Linked DNA regions of Mus musculus: region 2 is linked to region 1. A link is a loop called in an ENCODE intact Hi-C map of the cell type or tissue named here. Cell type or tissue: gastrocnemius. All regions are shown on one strand. Each heading gives the region's core, and the rest is flanking DNA. Links, peaks and the distances in the headings are about the cores only. Region 1 holds the start of Hilpda (hypoxia inducible lipid droplet associated). Region 2 holds the start of Calu (calumenin).

Region 1 (16,546 bases), core at 3,632-11,631:
TAGACCAGGCTGGCTTTGAACTCACAGAGATCCTCCACCCTCTACTGAGTGCTGGGATTTAAAAAACTGTGTGTGCTGTTGGAGCTCGTGGGTGTCAGAAGACAATCTGAGGGTTCTCTCCTTCCTCCTTTAGGGGGTTGAACACAGGTCTGTCTAGCTCTAAAGCGGATGCCTTAACCCTCAGAGTCAAGTCGCCAGCCCCTTTGTGGAGATTTCTGAAATCGGTGGCACCTTCATTGCAATGAAACTCCCTCACCCACTTTCAGACATATTTTTTCTTTTCCTGCCTTCTTTTCTTTTTTTTTTTCTGTGTGATAAGTGAGTATATCTGCACGTGTGATTTTTGTTTGTTTGTTTGTTTGTTTGTTTGTTTTAAGATTCATTTCTTTATTTTATGTATGTGATCACACTGTCACTCACTTCAGACACACCAGAAGAGGGCATTGGATCCCATTACAGATGGTTGTTGAGAAATGAACTCAGGACCTCTGAAAGAACAGCCAGTGCCCTTAACTGCTGAGCCATCTGTGTGTTCTTGCAAGGGGTGTAGCCGTGTGCGTGCTATGAGTGGAGGTCAGAGGACAGGCCTCAGGTGTCGGGCATTACCTTTTCATCTTGAAACAAGGCCTCTTTGCGCTGTGTACCCCGAGTTAGTTGGGCCAGCGGCAAGCTTCCTTCAGTTCTCCTGGGCCTGTGATCTCAGAAGCACTGGCTGCTGCGATGGGCTTTTTCTATGTGTTTTGGGATCGGCATTTAGGTTGTCATAATTGCCAGGTAAAGTGCCTTTACCCACTGAACCACTTCCCAGTTCCCAGAGCGTATTTGAACCGTCTAGTCATAGGCTCGTCTCATGCTATTTTCAATATTGAAGTTTTATAGAATTCTAAAACCTGTTCCCATTAGTTTGAAAATACTTTTCTTTCTTCTTTCTTTTCTCCCCCTCCCTCCCTCCCTCCCTCCCTCCCTCCCTCCCTCCCTCCCTCCCTCCCTCCCTCCCTTCCTTCTTTCCTTCCTTCCTGTCTTTTTCAGGACAGGATAGTTGAATATGACCTAACACTCCTTTCTCTTCAGCATCCACTAGATGGCAATAGAGTTCAGGCCTCCAGTTAACAGGCTTAAACCTTGGTAGCTGGAGGTTTTTAGATACACTGTGCCTTAGTTCTCTTTGCTTTTCTCTCTTAGCGCTTATCTTATCTGCTTTCCTAACTTAGCAAGTCCCCATGTCTCTGCATTTTAGACCGTTCCAGTGCATGCTTGTAACTCAAGAGGCAGAGGCAAGGGAGTCACAAATGCAAGGCCTACATGAGCTACATAGCTGGGGCTGCATTGTTAAATGGTCCTCTGGCAGCCTCACGTGGCAAGGTCAAGCCCATACAAGGACATACACACAGATGCACCACTTATCACACGCGGGAAAGTACAGGGCGGAAATCAAAGCTTTTCATTAACACCCAACTCCAATACAGTCCCACACAGATCAATTTTAGTTACCAAAGCAGGGTGTTGGGGGAGGTTGCTATAGGTTGGGAAACAGTCCTTACATATTCCAGTCTAGAATAGGCATGTTACATCAGGACTGATTGAGCAGAATCATCTTCCATAGCCCCGTCCAGCCACAGGGAGTCAGCAGTGAGCTTCTAGTGAGTCCCAGGGCAAGAGATTGAGGCAAGATTGCTGTGAGTTTAAGGCCATTCTGGGCTACCCAGTGAGACTCTGTCGCAAAACAAACAAATGAAGGAATACTAAAAGAATACTGCTGACTACCACTAGTAGTAGATAACTTCCTGGTAGATAACTATTCAACTCACACCTCACACCTCTCCTGTAGGTAGGACACCCTTACTATATCTTCCCTCAAAGGGAAAAAAATGTTAAATGACATTTACTTACAATATCAGGTTCAAACTTAAGTTCTGGGCAAGGCACAAGTTTCTCTACCAGTGTGGCCAAGCTCTACAAAAACAAAAACAAAAAAAAAGAGTATAAGCCACATTCCCACACATCTAACACATGGTAATGGGAGACCAGGTTAATAGCAGTCTGGGAGATAAGGAGAAATGGGGGGGTGCAGGGGGATGGACGGACAAGTGCACAGCAGCCTGATGATTGTGGGGTACCAATCAGCAGAAATAGGTGGGGATGCACTGTTTAGGCACCTGCTTCTTTTTAGGGACCCGGGCAATGATTCTAAGCCATTGAGATTTTTACTGATCTTGCTACATTATAACCTAGTGTGCCCTTGATGGATAGAAATATCGGAACTAGCTGGGCATGGTGGTACATACTTGTAACCCCACTAATAAGGAGACTAAGGCAGGACTGCCAAGAATTCAAAGGAAGTGCAGACTATAGCAAGACCCTCTCACAACCAACATTGGCTTACACAGAAGGCAGGTGTGTGCCACTGTTTGCTTTCCAGTTATACTTTTTCTTATACACTTATTTATTTACATTTATTTTGGGGGAGACACATTTGTGAAGGTCAGGGAACAACTTGCAAGAGATGGTGTTCATCTTCAATGCTGTGGGTCCTCGAATCAAACTGAGGCCATTAGGCTTGGCAGCAAGAGGTTTTATCCACTGAGCCATCTTGCCAGTTCTCCAATTACGTTAAGTTTTTCATCTACATTTACTCTGTGTGTATCCTGGTGGTGGTGTGTGTGAAGGGTTGGGGATGCCAGTATGTCACAGTGCACCTGTAGACTTCAAGGACAAGCCTATGGGAATATTCTCTCTTTCCACCATGTAGGTTTTGGAGATCAAACTGAGGTCATCTGACTTGTTGATCAGTGCCTTAGCGGCTAAGTCTAATCCCCCAAATACATGACTGACAGTACTACGCTAATGAAATCAACCTTCTGTAACCTCAGCAAAGTCAAGGCTAGTTTGCCAGTCCTCAGAAGCAAGGTGTGACAACATAACTTTAACCCCAATAACTGAATCACAAATTTGAGGCCAGCCTAGGCTGCATAGCAAGACCCAATAAATAAATAATTTCTTATCCCCAAAGGGGCTAATAATGAACCATGTATCTAGAATGTGGAGGTTGGCAATATACTGACTACCACCCAGCAATAGTCAAAACCAATCCCTAAGCCAGAGCTATCAGTCAGCTGCATTAAGAACGCCAAGGAAGCAGAGCTGTTGAGCAGAGGGCGCGACGCTGTGTTCCATTCTTTTTGTTTGGCAAAAGTATATCAAATTCATAAACACAGAGATGAGAGCGAAACCTAAGGCAGAGTGAATACTTTCATAGCAGGGCAGGGATCAGAGAGGTGGATTGTGGGAAGGAAGCCTCTTTGCCCATTGTAATGACCCACACCTTTAATCCCAGCATTTGAGGCAGATGGGACTCTGAGGTCAGTCTGGGTCACTTGTCAGCTACTCATTATCAGTTCTAGGGCTATGTAGTGAGACTGCTTCAAAACTGAACAGCCCTTCTTCCACTGCTGAGTGGAAGCTCAGTGCTGGGCAAGGGCAGAAATGAGCACCCGGCATGTAGCTATAACCCCAGATCCATTAGGCTAGGGTGGAAGGATCCTAGGTTTCAAGGCCAATCTAGATTGCTTCGGGAGCTCTCACAGGCAAATGACATGCACCGTGCAGACATTCAGTAGCTGACTTAAACTGACAACAATCAAACAGCCACTTAGCTGGCTAAGCCATTGAGGAGAACAAGATGGCTAGGCCTGCAAGAATGCTCATTTAGACTGAGGCAGGGCGGGGAGAGGGCAGATTTCCTTTACAGAGTCCGACCAGTCACAAGAGCAAACAGTTCTGGGAGTGGGGAGGGGATTATGCCACAACTCTGTCTCATATAAAGTGGCATATAATCTGCAAAGGACCCAACTGTATGTTAACACATACTTATCTCCAGATTACTTATAATAATACCTAATGCAATGTAAATACTAAAGTTGTTCTGTTTTGTTTAGGAAGAAATGACAAGAAAAGGTGTCTTATCATGGACAAAAGAATAGTGGACATAATTTACAAAAAAAAATATATTTTCAGCGCTGAAAATAGTTTCCTTGGTAGAGTGTTTTCCTGGTACATATAATGCCCTAAGTTCAATCTTGAGCCCTTACAATCAAGATCTGAACCTACAGCTGGCTGAATCCATAGGGGCAACCATGGAGGGCCAAGGTTGAGTCTTGCCTAGGCTCAGATAACTGGCTGTTAGGGCAGGGTTGAAAGGCCCAGCCCGCAAGTTTACATTTAAACAAAACTTTTTGAGTTCAGTCTTGCTATGCAGCCCTAGCTGTCCTTGGAATTTCTGGCAATCCATATTCAGTTTCTAAACAAGGCCTTGGACACTTTCTTGCTCCTAAATTTGAAAATACTAAGTTTAGACAGAAGCTTACAGTCTTAGCACTTAGAAGGTAGAGGCAGGTGAATCCGGGGGACAAGGCCAGCCTTAGCTACCATAGACTATCTCAAGAGTAAAAACAGGGGGCTGGAGAGATGGCTCAGCAGTTAAAAGCACTGACTGTTCTTCCGGAAGTCCTGAGTTCAAATCCCAGCAACCACGCGGTGGCTCACAACCATCTGTAACAAGATCTGACGCCCTCTTCTGGAGTAAATAAATAAATAAATAAATGTATGTATGTAAAAATGGCCAAATGTAGTGGTGCACACTTTTGATCCCAGCACTAGAGAAGCAAAAGAGGCACCAGGTGTCTCTATGAGGCCAGCTTGGTCTACATAGTGACTACCAGGACAACCAGGGCTGCACAGTGAGATCCTGCCTCAAAAATAAAAATAGAGATAAAGCTTACTTATTATAGATTTAGGATTTAAACTTCCCCTTACTAATTTCAAGGGCAGGCATGTCAACAGGACAAACAGTGGAAACATATATATTCACATTTATTGCATTAGAAAAATTCATGTTTAAGCCACACAGTGGCTGGAACTCCCATACCCTAAGCAGGCCTGATCATCCCATAGCCCTTTAGACATTATATACAAACACATGTGCATTACACTGGAGAAAGAACTTAAATGTACAACTTGACCTGGACACTGGATAGTCCACCCTCTGTCTTCACAGTCAAACCACAACCCCTTTGATGCCATCCAAACAACTCTCAGGGAAGAGACTCAATGGTAAACCAACAGAAGATACTTAGGTCCAAAAGAGTCCTTTAGGACAGAGGTCTGAAACAAACGAAACCAAAATCCATTCTCCCAACAGCTGGAACTGGTACACCTCCATCCCAGAGCCACAGACAGCCCACTCACAGCTCTAGGGGAAATAGGCTCTTTTCCAGGGTAAGGGAACAGCCCTTCCAGGCCTAGTAAGAGTCCTTTGGAGACACTTGATGCTGCCTCCCGAGAAATGGAACGTGTGGTTGGACATGCTGAAGCTGTGATGCCTGCAGGGAGGGAGGTTCACTGCACTCCTCGGGATGGATGGTCTGGCAGGCCCTTAGGAGGCTGTGTGTTGGCTAGCTGACCCCTCGTGATCCAGGAGCTCCCGGGCAGTGGGCTCTCCAGTAAGCCTCCCAGAGACTCCATCACTCTAACAAAGATGGAAAGCAGGGTCAACATGATGCCCAGCACATAGAGGTTCAGCATGAACTTCATGGCGACGGTGCCCAGCTCCTTTGCAGGGAAGTAGAGCTGCTTTCTGCTGCTAGATCCTGTGAAGAAAGAAAGAAAGAGTCTGAGTTACTCTCAACCCTTGTTTTCTCAGGAGCAAGAGGAGGCCCTGCCGGCCAGGGAGACAGGGACAATGGCAAGTCCCCTCCCGGCATCACCTCCAAGCATGTGTGGTTGGAGAACAAATACACATGTTGTTGGGATAATTTCAAGAACACTGTTTACAACTGTATATCTTTACCTCTCCCTGCTATGTAGCCCAGGCTAGCCTCAAACTTAAGCAATCCTCTTAAGCGCTGGGCTTACAAGCACATTCCACACACCCAATTACTTTTACCCCTCTTTAAGACCACTCCCACCAAGCACAACGCACAAACCCAGTTACAGTGCCAGGACTTAACTTTACATCAGGGACGGATGGAAGTAGAAAGAAAATTGGGCGGGAGAGATGGTTCCATGGTTAGCACTGGCTGCTCTTACAGAGGACCAGCCGACACACGGCAGTTCACAACCATCTGTAACTCCAGTCCCAGGGAATCTGAAGTCCTTTTTTTGGCCTCTACACACACCCATGATGCACAGCAAACAGGATACAAAACATGAAGGCAAAATGCCTCCATGAATGTATATGTGTGTGTATTTCATGTATATATATAAAATACAAGAAAATGATAGGTGTGGCTGGTGGTGCATACTTGAGTTACACAGTGAGTTAAAACTATCATGGGCAACTTAGTGAGACCCTGACTCAAAAAGTAAAATGTGGAGCAGGGCAATGGTGGTGCACGCCTTTAATCCCAGCACTTGGGAGGCAGAGGCAGGAGGATTTCTGAGTTAGAGGCTAGTCTGGTCTACAGAGTGCGTTCCAGGACAGCCAGGGCTACATAGAGAAACCCTGCCTCGAAAAAAAAAAAAAAGTGAGCTGAAATATAACTCAGTGGTATATAGAGTGCTTGCCCACCCTAGCATAGTGCCCCAAGAATAAGAAATAGGGATATGTCCTAGAGCAAACAACCTGTCTAAGTTTCTCCTGTATCATACATCCAAGTTGATTACAAACTTTTTTGCCTCCAGAGACATGGTTTCTTTGTGTAGCTCAGGCTGTCCTAGAACTAGCTCTGTACGGCTGGCCTCGAACTCACGGAGATCCTCCATGCTTCTACCTCTTAAGGGCTGCGATTAAAGGTGTCCGCGGGCCTCCGCGGGCCGCCACCGCCGCGCCGCCACCACCACCTCCAGGGGATTTATAAACTTCTTGAATATAATATCGTCAATATAAACGATAAGGGTGACAAAAGCCTGTAATCCCAGCTATGAAGGAGGCTGAGGCAGAAGGAATGCATGTTTAAGGTTTGCCCGAGCTATAGAGAATGCAAAGCTAATTTGGAAGATTTAGTGAAGCCTTGTCTCAAAAGTAAACATAAGGGGCTGGTAGGTAATGCACCCCAGTGAGTGGTATAAGCTGTATCTAGCACATACAAGATTCTAGGTTCAATTCGGAGTACCACAAAACAAAAAGTAGCAAACAGAAAATAGCAAAGAGTCAAATCTAGTTAATTTATCCAAACATCTTTGAATGCTTTTAAATAGCTCAGGCACTCTGAAAGGTACTCTGGGCCACATGGTCGTCCTACAGACAAGAACTCAGCCTTCAAAGGGGCAGTTACTACACAACACTCTAAAGCGGTGACAGGAAGGGAAGGCTAAGGTACTTTGGTGAAACCTGGTGGGCAAACAAAGGTGGCCCATGGAGTTCATAGATTGGGCGACGCAGAGAGAGCCGGTGGAGGCAAAGCCCTGACTCGAACGCAAGTAGCCCGACCGATGGGACAAGGGATCCATGTCTCGGCCTCCGGCCTGGGGGGTCCTGGGCCAGTTACCTCAGAAGGAAAAGTTGAGAGACGGCTGCTCACAGTCACACCAGGTCGTGCAGGAGTAAGGAAGAAGGTCGGCTGAGTCGCAACGTGGAAGCTCCACGCAGGCACTGCTCTGGATAGAAATAAGCCCCAAAGACAAACGGACCTCCCAAAGCCCCGCCCCTTCTGGGCGAGGCTCCTCGGAGACTGCGCACGCGTACCGAACCTGCACGAGCTCGCCCTGGGGCACGTCCGCTGGCCATCCAGCCCTGCGTCAGCAGCGTCGCCGCAGAGTTCTCGGGGAGTCACGGAAAGCACGCGGCTCGCGGTTGATTCACTGCAGTCCAGAGTGAACAGCATGAGGTTCAGCCTCACCGGCCGCCTTCTAGAAGATCAGGAGCCAAAAGGCGCCTTTACCCCCTCCCCCATTGCTGGATGCAGTACTTGAAGTGACGCCCGGGCAGTGTGGGAAGGCCCCGCAGGAGTTCCTTCCTTCCGCCCTCCTTTTCTTTTCTTTTTTTTTTTTTTTTAAAGATTTATTTATTATTATATGTAAGTACACTGTAGCTGTCTTCAGACACACCAGAAGAGGGAGTCAGATCTTGTTACGGATGGTTGTGAGCCACCATGTGGTTGCTGGGATTTGAACTCTGGACCTTCGGAAGAGCAGTCGGGTGCTCTTACCCACTGAGCCATCTCACCAGCCCTTCTTTTCTTTTCTTCTCTTCTCTTCTCTTCTCTTCTCTTCTCTTCTCTTCTCTTCTCTTCTCTTCTCTTCTCTTCTCTTCTCTTCTCTTCTCTTCTCTTCTCTTCTCTTCTCTTCTCTTCTCCTCTCCTCTCCTCTCCTCTCCTCTCCTCTCCTCTCCTCTTCCTTTTCTCCTCTCCTCTCCTCTCCTCTCCTCTCTTCTCTTCCTTTTCTCCTCTCCTCTCCTCTCCTCTCCTCTCCTCTCCTCTCCTCTCCTCTCCTCTCCTCTCCTCTCCTCTCCTCTCCTCTCCTCTCCTCTCTTCTCTTCCTTTTCTCCTCTTCTCTTCTCTTCTCTCTCTCTCTCTCTCTCTCTCTCTCTCTCTCTCTCTCTCTCTCTCTCTCTCTCTCTCTCTCTCTCTCCCCCTCCCTCCCTCCCTCCCTCCCTCCCTTCCTTCCTTTGTTTTTTGAGTCAGGTTCTTGTAGTGTACCTGCGACTGTTCTCGAGCCCTCCCGAATGAAAGTAAAATATTTGTCCTGGCTTTGGTCTCGGCTTTTTACGGCGTTTGGACGGATCGCCTTGCCTTCAGTGGCTCCGGTACCCCGGGAGGGCATTGGATTTTAGATTATTTTTTTTTCTTTAAAAATAAGCTATTTTCTTTTAAAGTTGCCTTTTGCTTGAACTAGAGAGGGAGGAGGTCATGGTCTAGATTTCATACCTGGAAACTGACCTGCCTTACCAGTCACCTGCCGGCTCCAACCAACGCAAAGGAGAGGTGCTGACCCAAAGGGGGAATCTCAGAAAAGATTCCTGGGACAAGCCCTCAAGTGGGGAAAGCCCTCAAGAATTAGGGGCAGGTCTAAGTGAACACGATAGTTACTACAAGGAGGGGGGGGGTTGGTGTGCGTTCTCATGACTTCCAGGATGAGTCAATGAACCCTTGGGAGAGCCAATTCGATGTGTGGGAGAAGCCCTCGCCTCTAAACTAAACGGAATTAAAGGGAGGAAGCAAACTTCCGCTGTGACCTTTCCCCTACTTTTCAGGACATCGCATCTGTCACAGAGGGTGGGGGATGTACCTAGAAGAAGAGAGACGTGCTGGCAAGCACAGGAGGTGGAAATCAGTGTTCTGAGCAACTCATATCAGTTCAGTTTATGATTATACTGAAAAGTGTAAATACAGACACTGGGTAAAGTGTCTGTGCCCCCTTTACCCAGAATTCCACTTCTGGGAGTCATCCCTCAGGTAAACTCCCTCCTGTGGAGTAAGGACTCCAGCACTGTTCACAGTGGCAGAGGACTGAGAAAGCCCATCAGTATAGCCCATCAGTATAGCCAGCCCACCAGCTATATAAATCATGAGTGCATTCGTACAAGATTGCCATAAGCCAGGAAAAGAAAAGGCAGTCTGTACATATTTAACACAGTCTTCATGTTATTAAGAGAAGGTAAGTATAGGGGCTGGAATACGGACCGCTTATTTGGTCCAACACTATACCCATAATCCCAGTGCATGGGAGGTGGATGAGGGAGGACTACTCTAAATCAAGGCCACCTTCGAGTACCTAGCAAGTTGGGGGCCAGCCTGGGCTACAAGCAACACTGTCTTAAAATGGGAAGCAGGCAGATCTCTGAGTTCAAGGCCAGCATGGTCTACAGAATGATTTTCAGAATAGCAGTGCTACACTCAGACACCCTGTCTTGAAAAATGTAAAATAAAGGAGACAAAGATGACTTGTATATGCTGTAACATGGATGAGACTTTAAAAATGTTATGCTAATTAAAATAAACCAGAGCTGGAGAGGTGGCTCAGCAGTTAAGAGCAACTCAGGTTCAGTTCCCAGCACTCATGTGACAGCTCACAACTAGTAGTGGTGTTCACAGGTGGACAAACATACACATGTAAGTGAAACATTCACACAAAATAACAAAACAGACACAAACATTCCATTTAGGTGACTTGTCAGAATAGGTAAATCAAAACAAACAAAACTTAGAGACAACATAGATTAATGGTCACCACACAACAAGGTAGAAGGTTTTTTACATTTTTCACCCCTTTGGTTTCTGATACAAGATCTTGTTATATAAAATATGCATTAGGCTAGCCTGAAACTTTTGCCTCTGGCTAGAGTGTTGGGATTGAAGGCATGGATCACCATACCCATATACGGTTTCTTTTTCTGGTAGGTGAGACAATGTCCTGAAATTAGTAGTGATAGTTGCACAGTCTGTGAATGCACTCGAAACCACTGAATTGCATGCTTCATTTAAAAGCTGAACCTTGGACTGGGGATCTGGCCTTGTTGGTGAGTGTCTGCCTAACATGCTAAAGGTTCAGTCCCCAGCCTTGCACAAATCAGGTGTGATGGCACACACCTGTAATTCCAACACTGGGGACATGGAGGATGAACATTTCAGGGTCGTTTTTCTGATATATATATATATATATTTGGAGAATTTATAGGACCTTTTTTAGCTTATCTTCCCCAACCCTTCACGTGCACACACACACACACCAGAAACTGTGAAATTTGCTCCATGTATTATATTAGAATAAAGTCAGATTATTAACTTTTGCGTCAGAATCTTGCTGGCCAGTTCTTTATCTCTTCCTCAGTCTGCCAAGATGCTGTGATTACAGGCCTAGGCGATTGGCTCCTGACAAGAACATTATTTGTTTTGAAAAGAATAAGATGAGGACATCGTCAGATAACAGAAACAGAACCCATGGGCCTTTACAAAAGAAACCTCTGTTGTGTTTAAGAAAAAAAAAAAAAAAAAAACTGAGGTCAAAAGGAAATGAGCTGCCAAAAGAGAGTGGTTAAATATTTAGAAAACACATAGGTCCATCCAAATTATAGCAAGTCAAAACTATTTTTAATAATAATGATTAGTGTGGGAAAGTAAAGATACGATGAGCTAAGAAAAGCCTGGTAAACATTTAAGAAGGGAACAGGAAACTGGGTGTGGTGTTGAATATTTACAGTTCTAAGTGCTGGAGAGGCAAGGCCGGAGGACCAGTCCCATGTCAGCTTCAACTGTATGAGTTCAAAGCCAGCCTAGGCTTCTGGGGCCAGCCTAGGCTACTGGGGCCTTCTGTCTTTGTTAATCTTGATTACCAACTTGATGGAATTTAGAAACCCCATGGAAACAACACCTGGGTAAGTCTGTAAGGGAGTTCCTGGATTAGGCTAATTGTAGTAAAGGTCCCGGACTGAATGAAGAAAGCTGAAGGCCGGTGTCAATGCTGTGGATGCAGTGTTACCGACTGCCTTGTGCGCCTGCTGCCAATCTTTGCCATCCTGCTGTGATGGACTGGTACCCCCAAATTCTACCCCAAAATAAGCTTCCAAGTCGCCTTTGTCAGGATACCTTATTATAGTAATAGGAAAGTAACTACCACACTCTATTTCACAATGGTTTTGTCAGACGACTTTATTACAGTAAGAGAAAAGTATCCTACCACACACTATTTCACAGTAGGGGTGGAAGCCTTAGGGAACAAAGATGAAAGGGGAGCCAGTCTTTTTATTTGGAAGGGAAGTAGATATTTGCTTTAGACTTTTTTATATCTTCAAATGAAAGTACTAGTCAGGCTTAGTGGTATTTAATCCCAACACTCATGAGACAGAGGCAGGTGGATCTCCCTGAGTTTGAGGTCAATCTGGACAACCAAAACTACATAAAACCCCTCTCTCTAGAAAAAAAAAAAATGAATGAAAGAAGAGAAAAAAAAGAAAAAGAATAAAATCCTTAGGGTGGATAGATCTCATTCTTGCTCCCTATCTTGGAATTTTCAGTTTTCAAACCATTAAGTAGAGCAGAGCAAGGTTTCAGCTCTTCAGAAGTAGCTGGAGCAACCTGAGGGGCTGAGGCAGGGTATTACTGAAGCTGAGTGTGAAGCTAGATGGGTCACATCCTAACTAACACCAAGGAGACGGAGGTAGCATGGAGAATCTGGGGCCAACTCCAGCTACATATCCAGAACTAGCATGGGCAGGGATCAGGGGTGGAAGGAAAGAAGGAAGAAAATAAAAGAGGGGAAAAAAATCAACACTAAACAAAAAACAATTCCCCCAGCAGTTTCTGCCCTGGACAGGAGGCTGCGTGACCCAGAATGAAAAAGGTCTTCTGTCCACTGCAGGCTCTTCCATGTCAGGCATGTTCACTAAATGCTGGATGAGTGAGGCAAGGAATGATAGGGTCACATTCTGACCCTACCTGAAAGTACCCTACCTAAACAGCCCCTCTGTTTCAGTACCAGATTTGCCCCCCACCCAAATCCCCACTTGGCTTCACTGTCTCCCTAGTGCCCAACACCACCAACTCCATTTCTTGTTGACTACTTTCTCCTACTAGATTGTAGCTTTGTGAGAATGACGATTGTTCTGAAAATTGCTACATACCTGAACCCAGAACAATGCCTGGCACACAGGAGTTGCTTTTGTATTTGCTGAACCATATAAGTGAATTCGTTTTGTTATTTTTTATTTTTTTAAGGCAGAGTCTCACTCTAGAGCCCAGCCAGCCTGAAACTCACTATATAGCAAGCTTAGTTTTGAACTCCTCCATCTTTCAGCCCCCTGAGTGCTGGCGTTATAGGTGTGAACCAGTACACCAAGCTCTATCAGTATTTGTTATACATTTTATTCTGAGTCACATGATGATAATTTATCTTCCAAATTTCCCCACTGGTATCTGTTGTAGTTATAATCCACACCAATTTACTAATATTGTGAAAATTCACTGCCTGAGCTCTTTGTTTTTTTTTTACCCCCTTGATGTCCTGGGGATTGGACCACGGCCTTGCACATGCTAGGCAAACAATCTACCTCTGAAATCTGCCTGCGTGCCTGCCTTAAGTCTTGACCCAGTTTTTTTTTTTATCCCATCTCATGTGTTGTTTTTCCTGTACTTCATGAAATAGTGAGATGCTAGGGGAGGGAGAGGAAAGGCCGTGGCAAGGTGCGGAGAGCAGGGGAAAGGGCATCTAGAGGAAGCACGAGAGATGCACAGAGGCCACCCAATGTAAACAATGACTTCACCAGCCTATCTGGGTCAGTAGCCTCAATCCAGAATCTGGCTCTTTTGCAACTCAACCCAGAGCTGAGGTAAGTCACTCCTCCAGTTCTTAGTTTCTTCATAAGAACAGCTTATGTGGAGCCAGGAGCCCCATCACCAGCAGCAACACAGGCCCCTGTTCCCCAGATCTATTGGAGAATATTGGTGAATAGTGCAGTGTGGGAGAGAAACCAAGGTTCAAAATGACACCAGGATCTGGTGGACTCTCTCAGCAGGTAAAGTGCTCTCACCAAGCCTGTGGCCTGTATCAGTCTTTGGGACATACATGATGGAAGGAGAGGACTGATCCCCTCAAGTTGCCTCTGACCCTCACATGCACACTGTGCCACATATGTGACCACACACATAGTCATGTATGCACACATAATAAAAATGTACTTTAAATAAACCTCACCAGTCATCCCAGGGCACAAGAGGCCAAGCCAGAATAGAAGACTCATGAGTTTGAGGTCAATTTGGGCTATAAAGATATTGTTGGGGTAAACTGAGAATGAAAAAGAAAGGTCCTGTGTGTGTGTGTGTGTGTACACGCGCTTATGCACTTGTAAGCACAAATTTGCACAGGTGCCAGGAATTGGCATTGTGAATTTGTTTTGTGAATCTCACTGTGTGCCCTGGCTGGGCTGGAACTCATTACGTATCCATGTTGACCCCAAACTCTCAGACATCTGTCTGTCTCTGCCTCTTGAGTACTGAGATTAAAGGTATGAGCTACCACACCTGGCAAATGTGAGGTGTCTTTTTTTCAATTGCTCTCCAATACATTTATTTTATGCACATGGATGTTCGTCATGCACCATATGAGTGCCTGATGACCTCAGAGGCCAGAAGACGGCATTACATCCCCTAGCACTAGAATTGCACATAGTGGGACTTCAGATCAAACCTGTCCTCTGGAAGAGCAGCCAGTGTCTTAGCTGCTGAACCATCTCACCAGGGCAGAACTTACAACTTTTCAAAGACAGTCTCATATAGCTCAGGTTAGCCTCAAATTCAACAGGCATCTGAGGCTGGCTTTTGAACTCCTGATCTTCCTGCCTCCATCTCCTAAGTACTGGGAGTACAGGTGTGGATCATCAAGCTAGACTGACTTCAAAAACTACAGAACAATAAAATTAAAGTTTACTAATTAGTCAGTGCTCTACAATATCTTACTTGTCTATTAGACAGTTGAATTCAAAGTTGGGCATGGTAGTGTACACTGTAATCCCAGCATTTAGCAATCAGAGGCAAGACTGCTGTGAATTCAAATTCAAGATGGCCTGGTAGACCCTGTGTGGTGGGAAAAAAATGAAACAAAGAAGAAAAGAAAGCAAGCAACCTAACACAGTAACAACTTCCTCCAACCTTCTCTTCCCATCAAGTCAGAGGTTTATCCCAAGCTGACTTCAAGGTGTCTATGTAGCTGAGGCTGTCCTTGAACTCAAGATTCTCCTGCTTCCACCCCCGAATGCCAGAATCACAGGCATTAGCCACTGTGCCCAGTCTTTTTATTTGTTTGTTTTTGAAATCGGGTCTTCCTCTGTAGCCCATGTTGGGCTGGAGTTGTGCAGCCCAGGTCGGCTTTGAACTGTTTCAGCTCTGAGTTCTGAGAGTGCAGGTACGCCCACCATACCCAGCTGTGCTGAGGTCCGGAAAGTGAGAATGGGTGGATTTGGCAAGGTTATAGTTTCCTGAGTTTCCAGTGCTCTATTTTGAATGGCACTGTCACCTCTAGGGATCCATAGGAGGTTGGTTTCAAGACATTGCAGCTGCAGGTTCTCAAGTCCTGTCCATAAAATGCCATGGGTTTTGCATGTGGCTTTTGCACGTTCTTTTGAATACCTTAATTTAGATTAGTTATATGCCTACCCTCTGCATAGATTACACCTGTATCATATAATGCAATGAGAATGCTAGGTAACAATAGTAGCTACACTGTATTGCTTTTAGGAGATAATATTGGGGGGTTGGGAGAAAACCCATACATGTTCAGTATAGAACTTTGTAAGTATTTTCAATCCAAGGTTGCTTGAATCAAGGCTACAAAAGAGTGACGGTATTATTAAAAAGGAGGTAAAGGATGTTTGAAAGCAACAGCTTGGTGAAAAGCTTAGGAGAGATTCAGGAGGACTCCAATCTCTTCATCTCAGTGGAGGCTCCTGCACAGTCCCGCTGTGTAGGTAACGAAGAACCTATGCGGATGGAAGAGAGCCCACTGTGAGCTGCCTCCACACACACCCACTCTGCAGCTGCGGAAGAATGACCAGGTAGACCTTTCATACTCTTCTTGCCCCGAGTCACTGAAGTGAGAACCTGGGTGGAGCTTCCCTCCTACCTGTCATCTTGCCTTGGAAGCCACAGTCAGCTCTGAGCATGGGGGAGCCTGGGCTGACTGTGGACCAGGTCTGGGTGAACTACAAAAAGGCTTGTTGAGTGAGAGTGACTGTGGAAGTTCTGAGGAAAGCAGGCACCTTAGAGCACGGAAGTGAAAGACGTGGGTAGAAGTATTGGGGTGCAGTGGGGATTTCCTGTTTTTGGGGTCTACTTTCATTCATAATTACTACATCATGTCCTCTTTACACACACACACACACACACACACACACACACACACGCTGCATTGACTCACACTTGAACTTAGCTACACTCTGTCTTTTCCTAACTGCTTGGCAACTCTGTCCTAGCCAGATGCCCAGACATTTCTCCTGCCAGCTGCCTAACCCTGTGACTCTGTTCCAAGTTGGCTAGTGGAGGATGGAGGCTTGTCCTGCTGCCTCCTAACCCAGCCAAGGACAGAAGCTGGGGGAGGCAGAAAGAGGAAAGAGGGGCCAAAGAGAGGACTAAGCCAAACGCTTGCCCCCACAAGCTTGATGAACTGAGTTCAATCCCCACAACTGGAAGGATAGAGCTCTAAAGTTGTCCTCCGAACTCCACATGCACACTATAGCATGCCCCCACCCGCATCATACACAACAATATATATTATTAAAAGACGGGTTGGAGATTTAGCTCAGTGGTAAAGCCAGTAGAGCAGTTGCTTAGCAACCAGGCCTGGCTTGGATCCTCAGCTGGGGATGGGAAGAGAATACCCAGGCTCTTTGTTCTCCCCTCCCTGACAAACCTCCCTTTATTCTTGGCTTAGTAGTAGACTCTCCGTAGATATTTCCTGACTGCCTCAATGAAAGTGCTGCAGCCCTTGCTAAGTGTTGTGTGTCCGTTTACCCTGTCCCCTAGAACCTAGAGGCAGACAATGCTGTTTACTGTTTCTGGTTCTCAATTCTCCTTAACCTGAGTTCACTTGGTTATGTCATTCAGGGTTTATGTCTCTCAGCTGA
Region 2 (16,546 bases), core at 4,845-12,844, 76 kb before region 1:
TTGGACACCCCTGTTCAAATGGTTGCCTTGACTTTTATTAAAGAACACCAACTTTACAGAAATCCAATTTTTAGTTTATTAGGCACTTAAGCATTACTTGGCCTGGGCTCAATGAATAAGTTACAGAAGGTTTTTCAAAATTAAAAGCAGCAGAACTAAGAACTGCCATATAATGTTCTGGAATTAAGATGATAAGCTTAAACTGGATATAGTACTACTGGTACTTTAGGGAAAATATATTATTATTTTAAAGTTATGTGTACATGTGTGTCTGTGTTGTCATTTGCACCTGAGTGCAGGTGTCCTTAGAGTCTAGAAAGCATCAGATAACCTAAAACTTGAATTACAGATGGATGGGTAACTCTTGACTTGAGCGCTAGATATTGAATCTGGGTCCTATGAAAGAGCAGTATGTGCCGCACTGGGTACTTTTATGAAGATAATTTTGCTTTGTAGAAGAATGAGGTGCAATTGTTATTCAGTGGAGAAGTATATGAAAGCAGGAATTTTATTAGATTTTAGTGGCAGCAATTCTGTTGTTAGTACTCAGAAGACAGAGCTCGGCACAGATTTATAAGTGACTGAACCAGAAAGGAAAAGAAAAAAAAAAAGAAAGGTTTTTAGTGTTTCTCAACCCTCTGGACCCCTGGACCCCTTCCCTGGTCAAGAACAGACATCTTACCCAAGCCTTTCCTTGCTCTCTTCTGGTGTCAGCTGATCAAAACTCTTTGCCTCTTCTGCACCCAAGAAGGCATCATGGTCATAGTCAAAATTCTGAGCATCATTGTGAACTTTATCGCTGAGCTGAGGCTCATGGTGTACTCGGTCCTTCTTTTCTGTAGGCTTGCTCAAAGCAAAGGCTGTGCACAGGGACAGGCACATAAGAAACTGACGCAGGTCCATGATAACCTACCATAAAGGAAAAGAACAGGTAGTTAACGAAGAACGCAGTATGCCTGATAACATGGAAGAAACCAAAATATGTCTCCCTTAAATTATTAACTTGATGTCTTTATATCTAAGTCTTTTATGTTACCCAAGTACATTATTTAATCCTTAAGGTAAGCACAGTAGGCCATCAGACCTCCAGTTACTGTAGAGGGACTATTTCCTTTACGACTCTGGGCTAATTACGAAGTTATAGTTCAAATACAACTTTAGTGTTTTTCTTCAAGGAACACTAAAATAATTGATCTTTTTATTCAAAATGCCAATAAAACTGAAAGGACAAGACGTAGGCCCTTTGCTTTTGTTCTTTTGTCAGTGATCTGGTCTTCAAACAGCTGAATATTAGAATATCACCTGGAAGAGTTAAGAGTCCCACCCCTCCAGAATCCAGGCTTTGGTGGCTTCCAAAGCTCCTCTGGTGACTCAGAACCACTGGAGCGGGAACCACTCACATTCACAGTGGCTGCCTTGCCCCATAGCACCAGGTCTCTCATATAGCCTAATCTTGTCACCAACCCATCTGGATGTCCATTCACAAGTAACAACAACATTATCTATCTGCATAGTTGCAGTTCCCAGACTTGCTCAGGCACAAAGACCCCAGGTACTATACAAAGTTCAGATTCCGAGCTATGTGTACATGTGTCTGTGTGTTGCCATGAACACAGACCTGCCCCCTCAACTCCCAACCCCCACCTTATTCTCAGATCATAGTCACAGGTGAATCTAATAAGCACAAGGCTGGAACACTACTGAAAAATGGGTAAATCCCAGAGACAATGTCAGTTTAAAAACTGACTGTTTTAACAGTTAAAAACCTGTTTCATGCCAGGCATGGTAGCAAATGCCTTTAACTTAGCATTTGGGAAGCAGAGGCAGGTGGACCTCTGTGAGTTCAGGCCAATCTGGTCTACAGAGTGAGTTCCAAGACAGCCAGGGCTGCAACACGGAGAAACCCTGTCTTGAAAACCAAAACAAAATAAAAATAACAAAAACCAATTCCATATACTTTATAAACAACTTATACTATTACTAGAGAGGCTAAAGTCTCAAGGAACAACAACAAAATCTTAACATTAAACAAAAGGAATAATTTTCCTGGGCTTTCATACCTTTTATTACATTTATTATACATCTAACACATGCATTGGTATTCTGCTTGCATGCATGTCTGTGTGTGGGTGTGGGGTCCCCTGGAACTAGAGTTAAAGACAGTGTGAGTTGTCATGTGGTTGCTGGGAATTGAACCCAGGACCTCTGGAAGAACAGTCAAGGCTTTTAACCATTGAGTCATCTCTCCAGCCCTGAGCTTTCATATTTTAATTAATCTTTTCATTGTGGAAATGCTGAATGTCTGCTACCATTCTATCAGGGAAAATAAGTTTTTTAGCAATTTCACAATACTTCTTATTCTTCCTCTATTATGCCTAATCCCTGGTATCTCTGAATGTGCCTTTATTTGGAAATATAGTCCTTGTAGATGTAATCAAGTTAAAATGAAGTCATACTCTTTAGTGTGGGTCCAAAGATGGTGTCCTACAAAACAGGAAATCTGGACACAGAATTAGAAGGCTGTGCTGTGACAGGCAGAGATTGAAGTGATACATACGTGAGCCAGGGACTGCCAAACACTGTTGACAACTACCAGACTTGAGAAGAGAAAGGGAAGACCTTTCAAAGAGAAGATGGCCCAACCAACATCTGTGCCGAACTTTTAGCCTTCTCAACTGCCGGAGGGTATAAATTTCAGTTTAAAAAATCAGTCAGTGACAGGTGAGATGGCTCAAGGGTAAAGTGCCTCTTTTTTTTTCTTTCTTTTTTAAAGATTCATTTATTATTATAAACAGGTACACCATAGCTCTCTTCAGATGCACCAGAAGAAGGCGTTAGATCTCATTATGGGTGGTTGTGAGCCACCATGTGGTTGCTGGGATTTGAACTTAGGACCTTCGGAAGAGCAGTCAGTGCTCTTACCCGCTGAGCCATCTTGGGTAAAGTGCCTCTTGTTTAAAGCCTGGAATCTGATCCCCAGAACCCACATTAAGGTGAAGAGAAAGAACTGACCCCACACAAAGCTGTCCTCTGACCTGCATAAGTACATACCCATATTACTCACACAAGTAGTAATTAAAACAAAACCAAATTACCACTTGGTTTGTTGCAATTTGTTACTACATCTGCAAGAAGTGAATAGTCAGGGACACTACATCTTCTGAAGGCTAAATCTATGGCTCTGCCCTAATCTTTTTTTTTAAGGTTTATTTATTTATTATATATAAATACACTGTAGCTGTCTTCAAACACATCAGAAGACGGCATCAGATCTCACTACAGATAGTTGTGAGCCACCAAGTAGTTGCTGGGAATTGAACTCAGGACCTCTGGAAGAGCAGTCAGTGCTCTTAACCGCGGAGCCATCTCTCCAGCCCACTCTGCCCAAATCTAAAGATTAAACCTCAGCAACAAATGGTTTTCCTTTCCTAGGGACATCACTATCGAAACTAACTAGTCTAAGCACTCACATGTATATGCAAATACTTATCCAATCAGAAAATTCTCTCAGCAAAGCATCTAATTGAGAAGCTGTTAATCAAATTGCACCCCCAAAACACCTCTCTCTGGATCTGCTTCAAAGTTTTGGGAAGTAGAACAAAGGAAGAGAACTGTGTTAGGGATGTGGAAACTAAATGTCAGTGTATTATAAGCCTCAATATGTCCATTTCCCCCATCCTCAAATAGTAGCTTAATGAATTTAAACCATTAATTTGGCTTTATAGAGCCCCCCCTGGATTACAAAAACTAAGAAGATGTTTAGCACAGCCAATGGTGACCGTGCTTATATAAAAGTCCTTAAAAATAAAAGAAGTGGCCAGGCCTGATGCACATGCTTTAAATCCTAGCACTGGGGAGGCAGAGAGAAGAGGATCTCTGAGAGTTTGAGGCTAGCATGGTCTATATAGTGAATTCCAAGATAGCCAGGGTTACCCAGTCTCAAAAACACAAACAACAACAAAAAACCAAAAACAAACCAAACAACAAAAACCCAAACCAAAAACAAACAAAACCCCCAAACTAAAAACCCCACACCAACCAACCAACCAACCATAAAAGAACAAGGAAAGACTGGAGAGTTAAGAGCACTTGCTGCTCTTCTAGAGGAGGAAGGTTTCTTCCTCGGTACCCACAGGGTGGCTACCTTGGTCTGTAACTCCAATCCCAAGCAATATGACAGACACTCTCTTCTGACTTTCCCAAACACTAACCAGTCTTTCCCCAGACAGCCTCATGACTTCAGGCTTATCTTCACCCACATTCTCTGTACTGCTGCCTGATTCTGTCTCCTCACCATCTGCAGCCGCTTTGAAATTTGGTTTTCTATCTTATCACTAAATAAAGCACCTAACCAGGACCAGCCAACTGGCAAAGCCAAGGGCCCTACCCAGTCTACTCGGCAATAGACAATAAGAAACTTGTATTCCGAATGTTTGTTTGTTTTGGCTTATCGGGCAAGGATGCCTGCTGGGTCAGCATGTGGGCCGGAGCTAAAATCTCTACTATCTCAAAAGCCCAGCACTGTGGGAAGTGAAGACAGGAGAATGGGTAAGGTTTCTGCAGGTTCAGTCAAAGAGCCTGCCTCAAAAGGAACAAGAAGGTGGAAAGGGCCAGAGTTACAAAAACAAAAAAAAACAGTTAAGTCATACCCTCTAGGCAAGCCTGGGCTTTGGCTAAGATTAAGTCCTGAAACAAACCGAAAAGGTCTAGCTAGTACGGTGACCACTTGCTAGGTGGACTAATAAACATTTAAAATGTGGTTAGTAGAAACTAAGATATGATTAGAAGTGTTACATTTCATATAGATGACTATATGCACCCTGTTTCAAAAATAAAGTCTCCTTGATCTCACCCATCCTTTCTGACAACTTAGATGTCTATAGTAAATTCATCCCTTCAGAAATATTAATTCTAAGAAATTCCACAATTACTCTGGTTGATCAAAGACCCATTGCTCAATGCTAGCAAGTGGGAGAAATGGGTGTGGTGGTAAAATTCCAGTTTTCTGAGTTAGGATACCCAGCAGAAAGGCACTTCTCCACCCTGGAGCAGAGGACTCTGTGCTTAAAAGTCTACTTTATTTAATGGAAACCAAGGGTAATAACTTGATAGTATTATCTTAACTATACTGAGACTTGGGATGTAAAATCTAGAAATAAAGGTGACCTTGTTACTGGCATTCTTCAAGTGCAGCCGTTAGTAGAAGAACCACTGATAGACTGTCACACACAAGTCAAATCATTCCACTCTCCATCTCTTAAAAGGCATGTTAATGACAAATCATTTCACACTTGTCTAGTGCAGTCAATTTACTCTAGTTTACCAATACATTCTAATCAATCAAGTGGAAGAAATACAAGAGGGCTGAGTATCATCAGTTCTACAACCAAAGCAATTAAGTACAAACTAAAAATCTCTAGCCATACAATCAACTTACTTATGGGGCTGGAGGGAAGGGTCAGTGTTTAAGTGAATTGACTGCTCTTCCAGAGGCTCTGGCTTCCATTCTCAGTACCCACAAGGTGGCTAACAACTATCTGGAAGTCCAGTTCCAGAAGAAATTATGCCCTCTTCTGTCCTCTTTAGGAACTGCAATATATGGTGCACAGACATATGCAGGCAAAATACCCATAAATATAAAATAAAAACAAATCTCAAACAATGACACCTCAAGAAAAAAAAAACTACAAGAAAAAGGTTCTAGAACTTGTGTGTGTAGGAAAGGTTCTCTGAGATGAAATTTTAGTATATGACTCACTGGCCAACTTAATCTATCAAAACATCAGGGATAAAAAAGCTGTGGTGTCTAGTATTGGATTCTACTGTATATTTATGTTTAATATGCATAAAAGAATGTGTAATTATTTTAGCCCAATCTTCCTTCAGTGTCAGAAGCCTAAATCATTTTAATATCTTAGGGGGAGAAAAGCAATCTAACAAGATCTTGGATGAAAAGACCTAGCTACCATGGTTGATAACGCCAGTTGGAAGAAGTTTGTACTGATTTTCTTCTCTTCTTTCTTTCTTTCTTCCTTCCTTCCTCCTTTTTTTTTCTTTTTCTTCGAGACAGGGCTTCTCTGTGTAGCCCTGGCTGTCCTGGAACTCACTTTATAGACCAGGCTGGCTTCAAACTCAGAAATCCACCTGCCTCTGCCCCCCCCCCCCCCCCAGTGCTGGGATTAAAGGCGTGTGCCACCACTGCCCAGCTGTACTGATTTTCTTGAAACTCATTTGTATTACTCCACAATAATGACCACAAGCTATGCTGTTTTATGTATGTGTGTGTGCATGTACATGCATGTGGGCATATGTGGGCTTAGGTCTGAGAACAACTCTCACCTTGCACCATTTACGTCCTGAATCTGAAATCCAGGCTGTCAAGCTTGGCAGCAAACACCCTCAGTGGCTAAGACATTTCCCTTTCCCGGGTTTGTGTGGGTGGAGTGGAGTGGAGGCAGAGGGTCTCACTGAGGCTCATACTGGCCCAGAACTCCATATGCTGCTTAGTGACCTCTGGCTTGAGGCAATTCTCCCAATTGGGCTTTCTAAAAGCTAGCATTCCAGGCACGAGCCACCACACCCACCAGATTCTGCAGTTCTGAAACAATTGCTACATAAGTTAAATAAATTATCTCCCTAGGGCTGGAGAGATGGCTCAGCAGTTAAAAGCACTGACTGCTGCTCTTCCAAAGGTCCTGAGTTCAATTCCCAGCAACCACATGGTGGCTCACAATCATCTGTAATGGGATCCAATGCCCTCTTCTGGTGTGTCTGAAGGCAGCTACAGTGTATTCATGTACATAAAATAAATAAAAATTTAAAAAAAAAGTCTCTCTATAGCTCCCAAGCTAAAGTCTTGTACTTTTTAGAAACCAACACATTTTATTGGATCAATTGGGGGATATGTGGCAGCAATTTGGCTTTGATGTGCTTTCCAACTTCCAATTCTATTACTGGATCTGGCCCAAAGCCAGGTATAGGCAAATATGTGATTTTAGGGGCTTGCAAGATGATTCAGCCAGTAAAGGCATTTGCCACCCAACTTAACAACTTGAGTTGGACCCAAGGATCTATATGGTGGAACGTGAGAATGAGCTTTCTTTCACGAGCCATCTCTCTGACTTCCACAAGCATGCCAAGGTAGGGTTTACCTGTCCCCATACATAAATATTATTCCATCTGTTTAATTCTAATGTGTTACAGCCTAACGGCATTTATATTTAAAGTTCATAGAAAAGCTGGGTGTGGTGGTGCATCCCTTTAATCTTCTCAGTATACAGGAGGTAGAGATGGGCTGATCTCCTGTGAGTTTGGGGCCAGTCTGCTCTATATAATGAGTTCCAGGTCAGCCAAGGATACCAGTGAGACTTTCTCACATGCAAAACAACATCAAAGCCACAGAGGAAAAAAACCAAGTTTATATAGAAAGAATCCAGGATCCTTTTTTTTTTTTTGGTTTTTCGAGACAGAGTTTCTCTGTGTAGCCCTGGCTGTGCTGGAACTCACTCTGTAGACCAGGCTGGCCTCGAACTCAGAGATTCGCCTGCTTCTGCCTCCCAAGTGCTGGGGATTAAAGGCGTGCACCACCACGCCCAGAGAGAATCCAGGATTATTATTATTATTATTTTTTTTTTTTTTTTTTTTTTTTTGGGTTTTTGAGACAGGGTTTCTCTGTATAGCCCTGGCTGTCCTGGAACTCACTCTGTAGACCAGGCTGGCCTCGAACTTAGAAAGAATCCAGGATCTTAATCAAGCATTTCCCATGACTATTCCTGGCTATTCCGGAAACATCCCTGGCACATCTATGTTACAAAAAAAAATTAAGCTAATACTAACATATTAGTCTCCTGTACTGAAGCAATGATATAACACATCAATTAACATATCACTATATGAATGGCGCCCAACCATGATTGAGAATGACATTGAGAAGAATACACACATACTTTATATTTTTTATGAGCTCATGATTCCTTTTGAATCTTCAAAATATCCTGTTGGAGACCCCTGAAACACTGCCAAACTCATAGTCGGACCAGACAGACATAGTAATAGTAATAGGTATCTTACACACAAGTAATAGGTTCTCTCTGGTCCCACATTTGGACAGAAGAACACAAGTTCTTTAGCAGTGACTATTGCTCGATACTTAAATCTAACTGAATGAGGTCAAATATATACTTCTCCTGGGTCAGCTTTCAGGTATAGCAAAGAATAATTATCAGCCACTCCAGGTCACTCTACCTTCATGTTAAATTAAACTGGAGCGCTATCATTCCCAACTTATTAATGCTGACTTGATGGTTCATGACAGGAAGTGAATGCAATTCTTAAAAAACCCTGTTCCAAGGCTTTGAACGCTTAGGAATTTCGATCAAAGAACCAAAAGTCTTAGCAGATCCACTGATCTTTCCCACTCATGCAAAAGGAACTTTACAAAATGCAAACCACTCTTAATTACAGCAACTATCGCGAATTAAAATTAAGCTCACTTCTGTATACAGCATATCAAAAATCAGAACACTTGGGAATGACAAGCAAAAAACCCGTGATTACTTAAAGGTAATTAACTCCCTAATTAACACGTGAAAACTATTTCCATTAATGACAATATCCAGCCAAACATAGAAAACTGCGACGTTCTTTTCTAATTAACAAGAAGTTTTAAAAATAATGACATTATGTTTTCAATCGTTTTGTTCTCCATGTTCCTACACCCTGTAAGACAGCTAACACTTTCTTTCTTGGCACTTGCAACTCAATTCTCGGGATGTGGCCTTGGGGCGGGGTGGCAGCTCCCAAGAGTCCGGCGAGGTGGCAGGGAGCGGATACTAAAACTCTCTACCCAATTCTCTCCGACCTTCAGGAAACAAACAAAAGTGACCCTCTAGTCCCAGGGACACTGAGTGGAGGAACCCGGGGAGGAGATCAAGGACGCGCGAAACCAGGCACAAAAACGGTGCCCAGGAGGGCGCAGGGCCCGGGAGCTACAACCCTTTCCGCAGAGCTGCGGGACAGCAAGTCGGGGACCGCACTCTGAGGGCCAGAGTGGAGCCTCGGGCCCATCCCGGTGCACTGAGACCGGAGTGAGGACACCCACTACGAATGGGGAACAGGGCCGACGGACAGAATAAGAGCGAACCAGGACCCACCCAGCACCACAGAACTTACCTTTCCCGGGAGCTCCACGCCGCAGGATACCGTGGCTGCGGCTCACCCAGGGAGTGAGCTCCCGCGCACAAGCACCGCCCAACCGGAAGTGGTTAATGGCCCCGCCCCCATCCGACTTGTCGGGGGTCTTCACACCAATCCCCGGCACGATCACTGCTGACGTATGGCTTCTTCGTACGGCCATTGGTCTCACAATCGCGTGGCCGGGATTGGCTGGAAATCGCCACGTCCCCGCGAGCGCGCCGAGTTGCGTGGACCGGATTCCCGCCCAGCTCGGGTTGCCCAGCCCGTGGGGACTCTGAGTCCCAGCTCCTTGCTCTTGGGTGTGTGGGCGCGGCTCGCTGACCTTGGCCCACTGACCGCAACGACCTCATTTACGGCAGGCAACCCTGATTCCCTAGGCTTCTAGTGTAATTCCGATGGCTTTCTTCCTGCCTCCAAGCCCCTGGGGCCGGAATAGTCCCGCTGTAACGTCACCACCCACTGCGAATGAGCCCAACTTCTGGCTCTAGAGTCAGATCTACTGAGCAGCTCTCCGCCCCGCCAACACGCACCTTTCAGCTTCGATTCTCACCCACCATGCTCTTTCGCATCTCTGCCTAAACCATCATGATCCCGGCCTCCCCTAACAGCCTTACAGCCTTACATTTTACACCCATGTGGTCTTTGTCCACAAAGCGGCTTCCTCTGCCTGAAGTATGTTTTCTCGATTTTTCAGCTACTGAAAGCCATCAGTCATGAAACAGGTTGTCATCCTGGAATGTCTTAGGGGAAGCTGTAGTCGTGAAGTTGCCAGTGCTCAGTTAAGGTGTTAGTTTTAGGAATCTTTCCTGGTCAGTAAACAGATAATACGCATGTGCTTTCCTGGCAGTTTGCATTTTCAGTACGCAGCCAGATATTGTTTAATAACGGTGCTTGTCCTTATGTCTTCGATTAGACCAAGTGCCAAAATAAGATCTGCCTGACTTACACATCAGGAGCTCCCAGCTTACAGCCCAGGTCCAAGGAAATTCTCAGCAATACTAAGTGAACTGAATAGAAGAAACTGAATGGAAGAAACCCGTTGCGTTGAAGGCCCCTGATTTAAAAGAAACATAGGAAATTAGCAATTTGTTTTTTTGTTTGTTTGTTTGGAGGGGCGGGGGACAGGAGAGTTTGAACCCAGACTCTGTGCAGGATTCTAGTTGTCCATTCTACCACTGAACTATATAACCTTAGTAAACCCATCACCTACTCAATGCCATGAAATTAAAACATGTATTCATTGAGAGCTACTTTATTTTCTTTCTTTTTTTTAAAGATTTATTTATTATTATATGTAAATACACTGTAGCTGTCTTCAGACACTCCAGAAGAGGGAGTCAGATCTTGTTATGGATGATTGTGAGCCACCATGTGGTTGCTGGGATTTGAACTCTGGACCTTCGGAAGAGCAGTCGGGTGCTCTTACCCACTGAGCCATCTCACCAGCCTGAGAGCTACTTTATTTTCAACATGTATGAAATGAATAGCAAAGCCTCTAGAATTTAAGTCCAGTCAAAACAAAGACTAAGTTCATGAAAGACAATAAAGCAAATCAGTTTGCCCTAAGACAAGGAAAGTGTGCAATTACTGTTTGGAACATCCAAACCACCAACTCAAAATACAACTCTCATCTCAAAGAAAGTTTATTATGGAGCCAAATGTGAGTGACCATGACTAGGAACCCAGATTTCATGTACCAATGTAGTAACAGTTTGATGAAGTTTTTATAGTAATAGAACAAAGAAAATTACTTTTCAATTACGTTGATGGAAACATCAGAGAATGGGTTATAGCAAAGTGAAAAAAAACCTTCCGTATAACCCTCAGATAAATTATCTGATGATGCGCTTAGCTCTTGAGTTGTGAAAGCTAGTGGTCTGCTAAGCCATACATTCCAAAGGAAATTAGTGTTTTGTTTCTACAGTCCACATGACTTGCCTAATAAAGCTGTTAGGTCAGTTACAGAGAAGTAAAAGGTTCTTAAATAAATCGATATTAAGAAGGTTAAATATGTTCCAAAATAATTTGGCTATGTACTAGCAATGTTCTGACTTCACCACATCACTGAGGGTCTAATCAGCCAGTAAGACTTGAGGAAGGTTCAGTTTGAAAGTGCAGCTGCTTTCTTTGCACCCTCATCCACTGTTTCCCTGTTGACCAAGCACTGTATTTTGTGCATGGTGCAGGGACACATAGTACTTACTGAATATTATTAATGCTCCATGTTGCTAGGAAACACTTCCTAGCATCTGGTGTAGATGAGGCTGAGTAGTAGGCAGAGGGCAATCTTCAAGAGAGGGAAATAGCCTGTTAAAGCTGTTAAGACGACAACTTCTGGATCATATCATTAAAATCTACTGGCCATTATAGTCCAGATCTATTTTTAAGTCCTCTGTATTTGTCGCAATGTGACATATATTAAGAGTAACACACACACACACACACACACACACACACACACACACACACTAATCAAGAACATTGTCTGGCCCAGTGGCATAAAAGTAGCTAGTGAAGGAAATGGGCATTTAAACAAGCAAAAATTAAAAACAAAAAACCAACCAACTCTAGATTGACTGTATATTTATCCCTGTGTTTACAGTTACTTGTATTCTGTGAACCATATTATTTATAATTGGAGTTTTAAAACAAATCTATTATATTTTTAATTGTTTGTTTTGGTTCTGGCCAGCTTGATTTCATAACCATAATTTCGATTATATATAGTGGCTAACTCTAACTCTAGGAAAGACTGATCATCAACATTTAATTTATCATAGCTCTTATCTGGCTATTGGCCAGATCTGTTGTATTATATTGGTATTAAACCAGATTTAGTCGGGGAACGTAAATAGAAAGCCACATCGTAAAATAAATTAGATAACAATATAATATTCCTATAAATTTTCTCTTAATAAGATTATATGTTTTATGTACAAAATATTAACAACAGTGATAGATGTAGCACAATAGTAAAATGAAGGCCCTGGGTTCAATGTTAAGCCTACTCCCATTCCCCCAAAAGAAGTCAGAATATTAAGATCTTTGTAGGCATAACTAAATCTTACTTTTTATTTTAATGGCAGAAATGGAAATGAGACTCTATAAGTAGTCGCTGTAGTTTTGTCTATTTCCTTTTTATTAGAAAAATATAAATATCATTTAATTTAAAAAGCCCAGCTTATTGTAATGTAGCATACTTTAGACACTCATTTAATGAAGAGACTTCAGCACTTAAGGCATAAACTTAAAGGATGTTGTAGTTATTAGAGGTGTATGTCTTCTGTATAAATGAATGGAAAGAGTTAACCACATCTTCAATTGCCTCTAGCTAAAGTAAATGGAGGTAAAGTTACTTTGTTCAACGTCTAAGCATATTATAGCCTTTTACAGAGTTTAATTGGTTGGACTCAGTTAATTTTCTGCAAGAAGAAATGCTCTTAACCACCAAGCCAGCTCTCCAGCCCACACTTGATTTTTTTTTAAACATGAAAACTAGTTTTGAGTAAGGTGGGGATTCAAATAAACAAATACAAAAAGATTAATAATGATTTTGTAAGTTCACTAAAACCAAAATTAACACTATTTATTATTTAGTTGTATACCAAGCAAAATATTAAGTATCATAGACAATTTCTGAAAATACCTAATTATAAAGGGATTTAAGAAACAAAAAGAGAAAAGTTACTTAAGATAGATACTCAATTGTCAATGGACTTGAAGAGGAGGGTTATCCAGCGGTTCTGAAGTCCATACAGACATGTTCTCAGATGAAGTTTAACATGTTTCATCTTAGAAATGTGACCAAAAATTCATGCCTTCTGGTCTAGCTGTTGAGGTTGTAGATATGCCTGGGTACATGTTTCCTCCACCCGTCAGAATGTAGTCTTTGCTATGATTTTTTTTTCTTTCTTTCAGTTGATGAATCATCTTGTTTCCTTATTCTCTGAGGAAGACTCTGTAACTAATTTTGAATTTTTGGTTACCATGGTTAAAGGTTATTTATTTTAAAAAAAGTATATGCTTTTTGTACTGGCTAGTTTTGTGTCAACTTGACACAGCTAGAGCTATCACAGAGAAAGGAGCTTCAGTTGAGGAAATGCCTCTATGAGATCCAGCTGTAAGGCAATTTCTCAATTAGTGATCAAGGTGGAAAGGCCCCTTGTGGGTGGGACCATCTCTGGGCTGGTAGTCTTGGTTCTATTAGAGGGCAGGCTGAGCAAGCCAGGGGGAGCAAGCCAGTAAAGAACATCCCTCCATGGCTTCTGCATCAGCTCCTGCTTCCTGACCTGCTTGAGTTCCAGTCCTGACATCCTTTGGTGATTAACAGCAATGTGGAAAATGTAAGCTGAATAAACCCTTTCCTCCCCAACTTGCTTCTTGGTCATGATGTTTGTGCAGGAATAGAAACCCTAACTAAGACATTTTTCTTTAATAGAGATGGTTCAAATACTTTTTACTTATTTTTAATAGAGTGTCAAGTACTTTAAACACTTTTCATTAGTCCTTTGAGAGTTCTGTATGTTTTAATCATGTTTAACCTCCACCTTTAACTCTTCCCGAACCTCCTCCTTCCCTGCCCACTGGAATTTGAGTTCTTTTAGATCCTCTTAAGACCCATTTGTGCTGCCTAAATATCTTGAATGTGCAGTCTTCACTGGCTCATGGTCAACTTATCAGGGGCTATGCTCTTAGAGAAAACTGTCTCCATATTGGGAATTGGCCTGGATTGGGTCTGCACAGGTTGTATGCCTGTTATTGCAACCTCTGTGAGCTCATAAATGCAGCTTCCCTGGTGTGTTCAGAAGACCCTGTTTCCCTGTATTTGCCCACTGCCTGTAGCTCTCACACTCTTTCCACTCTGTTCTGAAATGATTCCTGAACTACGGAAGAGGGTGAAGGATACACACACACACACACACACACACACATTCTCTTTAGGGCTCAGAATTCATCAATCTCTTATTCTTAGCCCCCTGGCCAGCTGTGGGTCTCTATTATCAGCATCTATTGCAAATAGAAGCCTGTCCGACAAGTGTTAAAAGATGCACTGATTTCTAAGGGTATTCCAAATGAAACACACATATCTGAAAATCCAAGGCTGACATCCACAGTTAGAAAAAGACACATGACATTGTCTTGATCTTTAAGACTCCTTTGGTATAAATCATAAAGTTGCTTGTATGTATATTTTTAGGGATTACCACTTGGCAATGGATTATTATTTTGGTAGTTAATTCCTGGGGAAGACTAATCCTCCCTCTAAAGGCAATTGTCATTTGCTGGCAGTCTTCATCTAAGGATGGAGCCCCATGTTGGCATGTAAACTGGTGTCACTGTTTAGGTCTTACCTAGACAGCCATTTTGTTGAAACCAAGTACTTATTTTATAAGAAATATTTTCTAAAATGGGTAAATCTTAGGAGAAAGTCAAAACTTTAATTTTTGATAGTTTTCTGGTGCTCTTTTTAATCTAATAAACCAGGTTTTATAAATAAATTTAAATATTTGTTCATTAAAATTACTTCTTTTTTAAAAAAGATTTATTATTTATGTTATGTATATGAGTAGCTGTACAGATGGTTGTGAGCCATCATGTGGTTGTTGGGAATTGAATTTAGGACTTCTGCTAGCTCCAGTCAGCTCTGCTCCCTCAGGCCCAAAGATTTATTTATTATTATAAATAAATTCACTGTAGCTGTCTTCAGACCCACCAGAAGAGGGCGTCAGATCTCATTACGGGTGGTTGCGAGCTATCATGTGGTTGCTGGGATTTGAACTCAGGACCTTCGGAAGAGCAGTCAGTGCCCTTACCCACTGAGCCACCTTGTCAGCCATCTCACCTTAAAATGACTTCTATGTTTATGATATAGTTTAGTAGGAATGCCCCAAGTAACTGTTAAGGTGATGGCTATCTAAGTATCAAAGGCTTTGTCCAGTAGGAAAGCTAAACACATAAAAGTAAGATCTAATCATTTAGTAAAACAATAAAAACACAGTCCTTGCTTTTTGAAGGCATTTTAAAAAAACATTAGTATGATTACATCAATACTTAAGGAAACCTTGCTGTTGCAAACAGAGTCCAGCATTAATTTATCTCAGGTCATTGAATTTTGACCTTAAATTTTTAATAAACTTTATATTATACTCAACGTAGTTATAGTCATCTCCACTTTAAGTTTTATTTTCACAATATTTCTACAATATAATTCAACCTTCTAAAATTATTCTCCTTCATTTCCATTTTTGGGCAATCTTTATCAGATCATACAAAGTTCACTCTCAACCAAAGCATTTTTAAAACCCATTGGCTCAAAAGTGTATCATCTCTTACCTATAACTGTTATACCTCCTTCTCTCACTGTGAAAGAACGATGAAATTTCAAGACCTGTCAGTCATATAAAATACTCAGAAATTGCTGGTTGTTTGTGAGCCTAGAGTCTGCCTGGGGCTGAGAAAAAAGAAAAACAAACCTGGGTATGCCCCGTAGTTAAAACATTCCTGGGAACAGCTTAACCTTAAAGATAAAGAGGAAAATGAGGACATAACAGGGCTATCTGAACTGAGTCAACAACTCACAGAACTCTGACACCCTGCACATCTAATTTTTTCTGCTGCTGTTTGAATAAGCCAATAGTGTGTTGCTATGCTGAATTCCACACCCCTAAGCCCCTTACCCGATAAAACCCCCTAGCTTTTGAGCCTTGTGGCCCACATCCGTTATCTCTTGTGTGGGATGCATGTCGGCCAGGAGCTCCGTAATTAAACGACCTCATGTAATTACATCAAGATGGTCCTTCGTGATTTTTTTGGGTGCACGCCGAATCAGGAATTGAGTAGGGGTTTCCCCACTAGGTTCTATCAACTGAATATATTTGTACTCATCCTATTATTTTGGTATTTTAATTAAATTTAGAGAACAATTTAAAATCAGATAATTTTCAATAAAAACACAGGAGGCTGTGCCGCAGGCCCTCTGGTCCCCTGTGCCTGCGTAGGAAAGAGTCTCTAGAGTAGATGGGCAGAGATTAGGATGAAAAATGACAATCAGTCAAACACACAAGAGAGGTGTTGAATCTGAATGTAATTTTCCAGTTGAGCATCAGACTTTTATAATACAGAATAAATTGCAGAACAAGGCACATTGAATTTTTCCAGGTGCAAAAGGAGTGACTTCAAAAGAAACCAGATAAATGTATAACACTAGAGATTAGCACAGATGCAAGGGGAGTGACTACAAAGGGAATTTGTAGGGACCAGATAAATGTTTACATTAGAGATTAGCACTTTCTGCCAGGCAAGAGTTTTACACTTAGAGTTAATTGCCTCAGGGTAGTTAACTCTTGACACG

The links. Peaks named below come from ENCODE experiments on the same cell type or tissue, not always from the same donor. Only the 100,000 strongest peaks of a DNase experiment are listed, where the experiment ranks them.
Region 2: a loop joins it to region 1, with 2.9 times the contacts of the local background. A loop is called at or near these places in 2 of 42 quality-filtered maps.

The regions. Positions count from the first base shown.
Region 1 is chr6:29,263,749-29,280,294 of GRCm38, reverse strand. Hilpda (hypoxia inducible lipid droplet associated) reads right to left here and starts at 7,669. Exons shown (of 2, transcript NM_023516.5): 1 at 7,485-7,669; 2 at 4,846-5,645. The coding sequence starts at 5,589. The coding sequence ends at 5,395. It overlaps Gm40358 (a long non-coding RNA gene), which reads left to right and starts at 15,336. Exons shown (of 3, transcript XR_868828.2): 1 at 15,336-15,478. It also overlaps a transcript of Fam71f2 not described here. In gastrocnemius, for the core only: no CTCF peak of the experiment used is centred there; DNase peaks (open chromatin) are centred at 6,800 and 7,710; H3K4me3 peaks cover 2,517 bases; H3K27ac peaks cover 2,510 bases.
Region 2 is chr6:29,340,834-29,357,379 of GRCm38, reverse strand. Calu (calumenin) reads right to left here and starts at 9,274. Exons shown (of 7, transcript NM_007594.4): 1 at 9,172-9,274; 2 at 683-909. The coding sequence starts at 903. In gastrocnemius, for the core only: a CTCF peak has its summit at 5,570 (motif pointing left); a DNase peak (open chromatin) is centred at 9,326; H3K4me3 peaks cover 3,291 bases; H3K27ac peaks cover 2,277 bases.